Regions from separate parts of the Homo sapiens genome. Here region 2 is linked to region 1. The links are chromatin loops, found by intact Hi-C in ENCODE. Cell type or tissue: breast epithelium. All regions are shown on one strand. Links, peaks and the distances in the headings refer to the core of each region. The heading gives the core; the rest is flanking DNA.

The links. Peaks named below come from ENCODE experiments on the same cell type or tissue, not always from the same donor. Only the 100,000 strongest peaks of a DNase experiment are listed, where the experiment ranks them.
Region 2: a loop joins it to region 1, with 8 times the contacts of the local background. A loop is called at or near these places in 1 of 110 quality-filtered maps.

What each region holds. Positions count from the first base shown.
Region 1 is chrX:17,235,164-17,239,561 of GRCh38, forward strand. No RefSeq gene overlaps it. Among named protein-coding and RNA genes, the nearest start is that of NHS, 140 kb to the right of the region's middle. In breast epithelium, for the core only: no CTCF peak of the experiment used is centred there; no DNase peak of the experiment used is centred there; H3K27me3 peaks cover 1,805 bases.
Region 2 is chrX:17,156,392-17,160,789 of GRCh38, forward strand. LOC124905252 (a long non-coding RNA gene) reads right to left here and starts at 3,761. Exons shown (of 3, transcript XR_007068400.1): 1 at 3,693-3,761. It also overlaps a transcript of REPS2 not described here. In breast epithelium, for the core only: no CTCF peak of the experiment used is centred there; a DNase peak (open chromatin) is centred at 2,420.

The DNA.
Region 1 (4,398 bases), core at 327-4,326:
GCTTCTCTGAATCCTCCATATTTCTGAGCACAGTATAAGTTAGATGGCAAGCTCTGTAAAGTCAACTAATATTGCTGTCTGATTCACTGCAATATCTCTAGTACCTAGTAGAGTATCTGGCACATAGTAGGGACTAAATAAATATTGAATGAATGAATAAATGTGTCTTCAGATACTTCATAACAGCTGTTGAATGAAAGAGTGAACTGATGCATACATGTATAAGAATGAATCAGTTCTTGAAATCTGGTGCTGGCATCCTCAAAGAGCCTAGGGTTATGGATGTGATTACAATAGTTTACAGGAAGAAGGGCTGCTAAAAGCATACTTACGTTTGCATCTTTCATTTATAGAAGGAGATGGTTTTTGCTGCCTTGATTTTTGCCACTTGCTGAGTCTTAGTCACCTGGTTATTAAAAATTGCTTCATATATTTTCCATTCATTTCTGTTTTGCTCAGCTTCTGTGCTTTAGAGGTTTGTTTCCCACTAATGGGACTTGTTGTCTCTTAGCTCAATGTGACACTACTCTGAAGACCTTGGATCAGTTTCCATGGTTACTTCTTCTGGGATTCTCCCTTTGGAAACCTTGTGTTCTTTCCTTACCTTTAACTTCCATCTGAGAAACTTAAATACACACTTCAGGGTCCTCCAGAGTGTTAACATTCTTCCTAGAAATGCTTCAAACCACAGAGGAGAGAAATCAAGGACTTCACATTCCTTTTCTTCTGTTATAGATGGAATGGGGTACATGATTTGATCCTGAAACCCCTTGAAGGACAAAGAAATCTAGATATTTCTTGCAAAAAATGAATAAATAAAAAGACTTCCCCATATTGCCAAAGCCACAGTCTCCTTATTCCAAGTGATTTATATCACAAACATGGGCATTGCCATCAACATCAAAGACTTTTCTTTCTTCTTTCCTTTTTTATTTCTTTCTTCTCCTCCTCCTTTCTTCTTTTTCTTCTTAATGAATCCTCATGCTAAACTATTAACTGATGTGTCTTGCCTTGAAGTGCCTTAAATGTGTTAGTGACTGAGAAGAAAATCAGAAAAGAGTAAGGCTGGTAGAAACTGGGAGACAAAGGCAATTTTCTTTTGAGAAATTTCAAAAACTGAACAGATTTATGAATTAAATTTGACTTTCTAGTCTTCTACTCCTTCTCCTCCTGGGATTATTATTGAAGGTCTAAACAATGAGAAACTTCCAGGGAATCAAGTTCCGGACTCACGTTGGGTACACCCAGGATACACTTGTGGACCCCAGTGGACTTCAAATAAATGTCTAAGCTATGCAGTCAGTAGTAAAAAACACCCTGGGGGGACACCTCCCCTTTTTGGCTCCCTTCCACCTGTCTATCCAGTCTCATCTCTATGCCCTCATTTCCCCCATACAATCTCTTATTCTTTCTTCAAACAGCTCCTAGCGAATTCTCTTCCCAGCTTCCAATGGCCCAGCTAGTAAAATTAGAAGAAACCATGTCTAGTTCTTTCCAATGGGGCTCCATGTATTCAGCTGTTCTTCAGACCCCATGCTCCATGCATCTATTCTCCAGAGGTATGCTTGGCTCTGGAAAGAGCATAAGGCAACCAGGCCTTTTCAATGGGCTTACTGCTTCTGCCTAAATGCAGGAAGTTTAACTGGATTCCCTTGTGGATATTCCTATCTTTACAGGTCTTTACACTGTGGTCAGGCCTGTCCTGGTAGCATGGGCCCATCCCTATGCCATTTGGGAGCTGATATGGTTTGGCTCTGTGTTCCCACCCCAATCTCGTGTCCATTGTAATTACCAGTGTTGGGGGAGGGACCTGGTAGGAGATGACTGGATCATGGGAGTGGATTTCCCCCTTGCTGTTCTCATGATAGTGAGTGAGTTCTCACCAGGCCTGATTGTTTAAAAGTGTGTAGCACTTCCTCCTTCTCTTTCTCTCCTGCTCTGCCGTGGTAAAACATGCTTGCTTTCCCTTCACTTTCTGCCATGATTATAAGTTTTCTGAAGCTTCCCAGCTATGCTTCCTGTACAGCCTGAGGAACTGTGAGTCAATTAAACCTCTTTCCTTCATAAATTACCCAGTCTCAGGTAGTTCTTTATAGCCGCGTGGGAACGGACTAATATAGGAGCCCTCAGGGAGGAAGCAGCAGTAATGGGGTTGGAATCTGGAAGCATTTTGGTAGGCATTATGGGGTAGTTGCTAAAAGTGCAGGCTCTGAAGCCAGGCCACCTGCATTCACATTCTTGCTTCCCTGCTTACTAGCTGAGTAATCTTGGGCAAGTTGCTTAGCCTGTCTGTATCTTTGTCTTCTTATCTGTAAGGTGGAGACGATAATTATCGTACCTGGCTGTTCTGAGTATCAAATGAGTTAATCACATAAAGCACTTAGAATAGTGTATTGCACATGGTAAGAACCCAAAAAGTGTTGTCTACTATTATTATCCACATCAAGGCTTCTTTCTTTTCTTAGTGAAGCAAGTACTGGTCAAAGTCCTGCTTCTGCCACTTTGGGGCTATGTACTCTTAGAGCAACCCATATATTATAGATTCCCTGCCATTCCCATCATGAACAGCCACAACTAAAGCTGGGCCTCAGTTTCCCCAAGATAGTTAGGAAGGTTAAATGGGTTAATGGGCATGTAAGTACCTGAAAATGAATAATAGTATGTTTTCCTTCTTGTTCTTTATGATCAAGAACAGATCTCTGGGTGATATTTGACATCTCTTTTCTCTCATATCTTTTTCTTTCCTTCACTCTTTGACTCCCTTTCTTCTTCTCTGACTTTCAACTCTTGTTCTTTTCCTACTTAATCTCTTATAACTATTTTGCCAAATTATGTCAAGCATGAGAAAAAACAAGGGCCCAAATAACCCTTTAAAAACATTGTTGAGTTTCCATCTCTCAGGTCCTCCTTTGGTGAGTGTAGAGTGGCTGAAAGGAGGAGCCCAGTAGGCCTTCTCTTTCTGGGCCCAGGTAGCCTAGGCCAGGGGCAGTGAGGACCCAGTGTAGGGATCCTATTTCCCCTCTGTTCATTAGCCACTCATTCTGCTCAGCCTGGCTTGCTAACTACTACCTCAGGGGCTTCCATGAGCCTCCTTATGGTCTGGAGCTATTACATCTATCATATTACAGCTTTCCTCCATCCTCGCCATGCATGGCTGCAACTGACATCAGCGTTTGAAAAGAATAGCCATTCTCTTCCCTCCTGTATCAGTTAGCTTATGGTGCATAACAAGTCACCCTAAAACTTAGTGGCTTGAAACAACAAGCTATTACTTAGCTTACAGAGTTGGCAATTTGGGGTAGGCTCAGCTGGGTGGGTCTACTGTTGCCTCAGTTGGAATTACTCATGTACCTACAGTCAGCTGCCACCCAGAAACATGGTTCTGCTTCTGAGATTGACTGGCTATAAGCTAGGATAATGGGGGAAACTGCATCATATGTTTCTCATCATCTATCAGGCTAGCCCAGGCTTCTGCATATGGAGTTGGTGGCAGGGGCTTTAGAAGTAATTGAAGGAAATCTCTAATATACATTTTTCAAGTCTCTGCTTCTGTCACAACTACTATTGTTCCTTTGGCCAGAGCAAATCACATGACCAAGCTCAGGGTCAGTATGAGAGGGGACTATCCAAAGGCTGGATACAGAGAGGTATGAAAAAATTGAGGGCTACTACTCTAACAATCTACCACACCTCCTGAGAATGCAGGACGTGACAACTAATTTCAAAGTCCCTGTCACATATTTTTTTCCCCCATACAGCCTAAGGCCCTCATGAAAATAGAGACATCTGGTGAAATATCTCAGAATTCACAAATTGGATATGAACACTGGTTCTTCAAAATACGTTAGCCCTCTGTCAGATTGCTTCTTTAAGAAAATCCAGGCTCTGAAAACAACTACATTAGCAGTGGCTCTTAACTCATTTTTTTTTTTTCTGGAGATGGGAAGGTAGTCACAAACTCCTTTCAGGATCCGATGAAAGCTTAGTACCTGCTTCTCAGAGAAATTCACATTTATGCATAGACACAGAATATTGCTTATAATTTCATAGGATTCACAGACTCCCTGAAGCCAAACTCCAATTTAAGGAACTTTTCATCAGAGGGGGAATATATACTTTTATAAAAGAATTCCTCTGAATCCAAAAGGATTTGCCATAGTCTTGCTTATTGAAAGGAAATTGATTCATAAACTACATTGCCTCAGGTTTATCTAGAACACTTCCAAAAACATTAGTTTGGTTAGCTTGCTCTTCAATTAGGAAAAATTTAGTTTCCACTTGACTTTTCAGGAATTGCATTGATTAAAGTCCAGATGGGCTCCTTTAGATCTATTTCTGTGCCTGTTCAGGCTGATTCTTACAGACATTACATACATCATGTACCAATGCCAGAGAATG
Region 2 (4,398 bases), core at 235-4,234, 79 kb before region 1:
TATACACATATGTAATACATATATATATATATATGTATTTTAAAACTCAACAATAGCCACAGTAATTGTTTAGAATGTAGACCAACAAAATATTTTTTAGGAGGATGAGTATTTTATCATTGACATTGTTTAGACTTAACGGGTTCATGGTGATGATAAAAGCCAACTAACTTATAGTCAATTTTATTGTTTTAACATTTTCTACAGAGAATACACCCCTTATTCTTGTACCTGGGGTGGACCATTTCTATCCTGGGCATAGCACTACAGAACAGAGTGAGTGCCTTCATCCCTGTGTTAGAGTTAATAAAAACTACAAGGCTGAAGGAAAGCCAGGGGGAAGAAAGATAATGCATAGGGAATGGAATCAAGGAAACCAAAGTAAATTAAATACAGATACAGAGAATTGTGTTGCAGGTCCTTTGAAATTCAAATGAAATTGGCTTGAACTTCAACCCATGTGTGCTGGGAGCCTGCATCCCAATCTTTCTGGAAGTTCTGAGAGGCAGAGGTAATGGTGGAGGGACTGATGTTTTTATCCTAGTCACTTGTGGCTCTGATATGCTTCCTAGGAATTAGTTTGATAGATTGACCATCTATTTTCCCCCAAAATATCATTTACATGAGGCATTTGTGTGTATGTGTATGGAGGATGGGGTGGAATGGAAATGGGGCAGAATTCGTAGACTATTTAGAGAGATGAGAGCTTTTAAATAGTTTATATCCAGAACCACCACATTGCACAGCTCCAGGGGACATTGTTCATGTTGTGTTTTTAAATTTATTTTTTAAAAAATTTCTGACCATGGCAAGGACATCACCTTGTATTTTATATGATAAGAACACCCCTTGGAGTTTGTGATGCAAGTTGTCCTCTTTATGGCTCCATGCTGCATAGTCTACTCTCTCTCAAAGTGTTCTTCCTTTTGCTTTTTATAGATCTATTGTTCTGCTTCTGCTGGCTGAAGGAAGGTGAGGAGGTGGGAACTTTAGGGGTCCTGTAACCATTTCTAACCCAGTTATTCTACCCCCATATCAGATCTCTTCTACCCTTACTGTTTCCATTATGGGTTTAGGCCAGTTGTTCTCAACTGAGTGCAATTCTGCCTCTGCAGTGTCTGGCAATGTCTGCAACTTGGCAATGCCTAGAGATAGTTTTGCTTGTCACAACTGGGGGATGCTACTGGCATCTAGTGGGTGGAGGCCAAGGATGTTGCCAAATATCCTACAGTGCACAGGACAATCCCCCACAACAAAGAATGATCTGGCCCAAAATGTCAATAGTGCTAAGATTGAGAAACTGTTACAGAAGAGCCCTCAGCCTTCTCTCCCTTTCTCTCAATTACCCATAGCAATTTAGCCTTCTTACCATTATCAGGAATAATCCTTCACATGGTCAAAACTATATCAACAGGTTCTGCTAAATTAGTCCATTAATTCAGATATCACCAGGGTTCAGGTGGCAATATAAATTGAGTGAAGTGAGTCAGGAGTAAGATGAGAAGTGGGCACTGGCCCATCTGCTTCAGTAGTAGGGAACAATGGGGTAATGGTGGGGACTGTGGCAAATTGGAGACTGCATACCCTGTGTATAAAGGCAGCCCTAACTTATTGCCATGCAGGCACCTGTGTTGATAAATGTCAGATTCCTTGAGAGAGACTCAATATCTCGCCTCCCTCATCCCACAGTAATCCCCTTTTGTGTTATTTTTTAGTTGAGTTGTTACATACACACGTGCACCAAATTTAAGTGTGCAGCACAATGAATCATCAAGATAATCTGGAAGAACGAACTTGGATTTAGACTACCAGGTTCCAAGACTTACATAGCTACAAGTAATTAAGACAGTGTAATATTGTTGCAAATGATAGGTTAATGGTACAGAATAGAGAGCCCAAATACATAGCCGCACATATATGATCCCTTGACTTGTATATTTTTTAAAAAAAGCCATCATAATTCAGTGGTGGAAAAGATGGTCTTTTCAATAAATGATGGTGGAGCAATTGGATATCCACATGGAAAAAAATGAACCCAGAAAACCTACCATGCAGAAAAATTAATTCAATATGTATCATAGATCTGAATGTGAAAGGTAAAACAATAAAGCTTCTAGAAGAATGCATAGGATAATATCTTCATGTGTCTCAAGTTTTTTAAACAGGGCATACAAAGGACTAACTTTAGAAAAAAAATTGATACATTGAATTTCATTAAAGTTAAGAACTTTTTATCAGAATTCAGGACTAAGAGAGTTTTGGCAAGCTGAAGAACAGTAGAACTTATTTGCAATACATCTGTCAAGGATACTTGCCTGTTTTTTCTATGTTGGCAACTATGTCTAATTTAAAACACTGAGGGGAAAGAAACCACTGTGCAGGCTGACAATACACAGGCCAAACAAAACAGGTCTGCAAGCCAGGTTGGGCCCACGCATTGCCTGTTTGCGACCTCACCTTCAGCAGCACAGAAGAATGAAAGAGGCTTTAACATTTCCACATTTTCTCATTCTTTACCTGACCAGCCTCAGTGAGGGGAAACAACAATGTAGACCTCTGTTTCCAAATAATAAGAATTTTCCCTTAGATGGCAGAACGGCTGGTTATAGTGAGTTTAGGTCTTAAATAAAACTTTCTTCCTCTCTGATAGATGCAATAATTAAAGAATATTTCAAAATATGATTCCATCAAATTTTTTTCATTGGCTCCCACTGTGTGTTCAGCTTGTCTTGGCTCTGTGAAGACCACAACTGATCCCCTTTTCACTTTGTTTGCTCTCTGACTCTAGAATTTCTCAGCCTCCCCAGATGATACTTTAGAGACCTGGGAAGTCAGCTTCAAGCTTCAATGAGGCAGAAGTCATGCAGAAACAGACTCAGTTTGAACTTTTTATGTTTCAAGCTCATTAATATCCAACTTCCTTACTTTCTACCTCCTTCCCAAACTCTGGTTCTAGTCTCTTTCCTTCTTCCAAGCACCACTCTTACTTAAGTTGGAGGCAATGGGGTGAGGTTGGAGAAAATTTCCTCTTGTTACCTCTTGTAACCCCACTGTTAGGATGAATAAGAGTAGGTGGCCTGAAGGATGGCACCCTGGAAGCATAACATAGTTGATAAAAGCATGGGGTTTGGAGTTAGACTGCCTGGATTCAAATCCTGTCTCTATTCCTTAATAACTTTGTAATCTTGGGCAAGTTATTTGCTTCTCTGTGCCTCACTCCATCATCTATACGTTACTGATAATAGTGCCCCCCAGCCCCCCAATGCACATCACTTAAAACAGTGCCTAGTAAGTGCTAGACATGTGTTTGTTAAATTAAAAATTGACTGTTGCCTGGTTACCTGTGAGGCCGTGGCATTGTGCTGAACATTGGGAAATAGAAGATGTGACCCCTGTCCCACCACCAGCCCACTCTTGATTTAAAGATGGGCAAACAAGTTGGCCAAATTGACCCTCCTCCTTTCCTTGAACTAGCCAAAATGTGACCACTGGATGATTTGATGACATCCTTCTTTTTGTGAAATCCAGTGATGTCTAAAATCCAAAGCCACTCAGAAGATGATTAAGATCATTCTGTGGAATTCTCTTTCCTAAAAACTGAAACTAGAATTATTATGCAGATGAGGAAACCTTTAACCTTGAGAAGTGAAGTGACTTACCCAGGATCCTTGTTATGGTGGCAGAGAGCTTACCAGAATTGTGTCCCACAATAATGTGGAAAGCAGAACTTGTGAATGATGAACTTATAAATTTCACTGAGGAGATTTCCAAGCAAAATGTTGAAGGTACACATTGGTTTGTTCTTTTTCTTTTTAGCTAAATGTGAGAGGAAAGAGAGAAGTTGAGGGAAGAACCATTAAACAAAAGGGAACCAGTACTTGATGATTTGGGAAATCCTTAGTCTATTGGGATTGCCAAGGTCAAAGTATTCAGTCACACAGAGGCTCTCTAAAGAGGTTAAATGTGTGACTCACAGATTCTCACAATCAAACCAGGGGGTATTTAGAAAGCTTAAGAGCATTATCCCTCAGCCATTTTAGCAGAAGTCAAAAACAGATGAAGTTATTTCAAAAATTTTATGGACCTGGCTTTCATTCCGTGACATCCATGGGAGATTCCCAAAGTTCTTAAGAATTGTATACTAATAGAAACACTGTTGGCTTGCACCAAAAGGAACAGAGAATATCTTAAATGGAAGAAGGCTGTTATATCCCCCAAACTCTGCTGGCAGGCAGCAAGCTGATATAAACACTTAGGTACAAACAAATACCAACTTTCATAAAAAAGGGAGGATGACTCAAAGGGTGGGACCAAGAGTCCAGAGGGTGAAGCTGAGAGCCCAGAAGGTAAAGTTGAGAGCCAACAGAGGATTATTTCTAGTCCTTGAAACCTAATGGA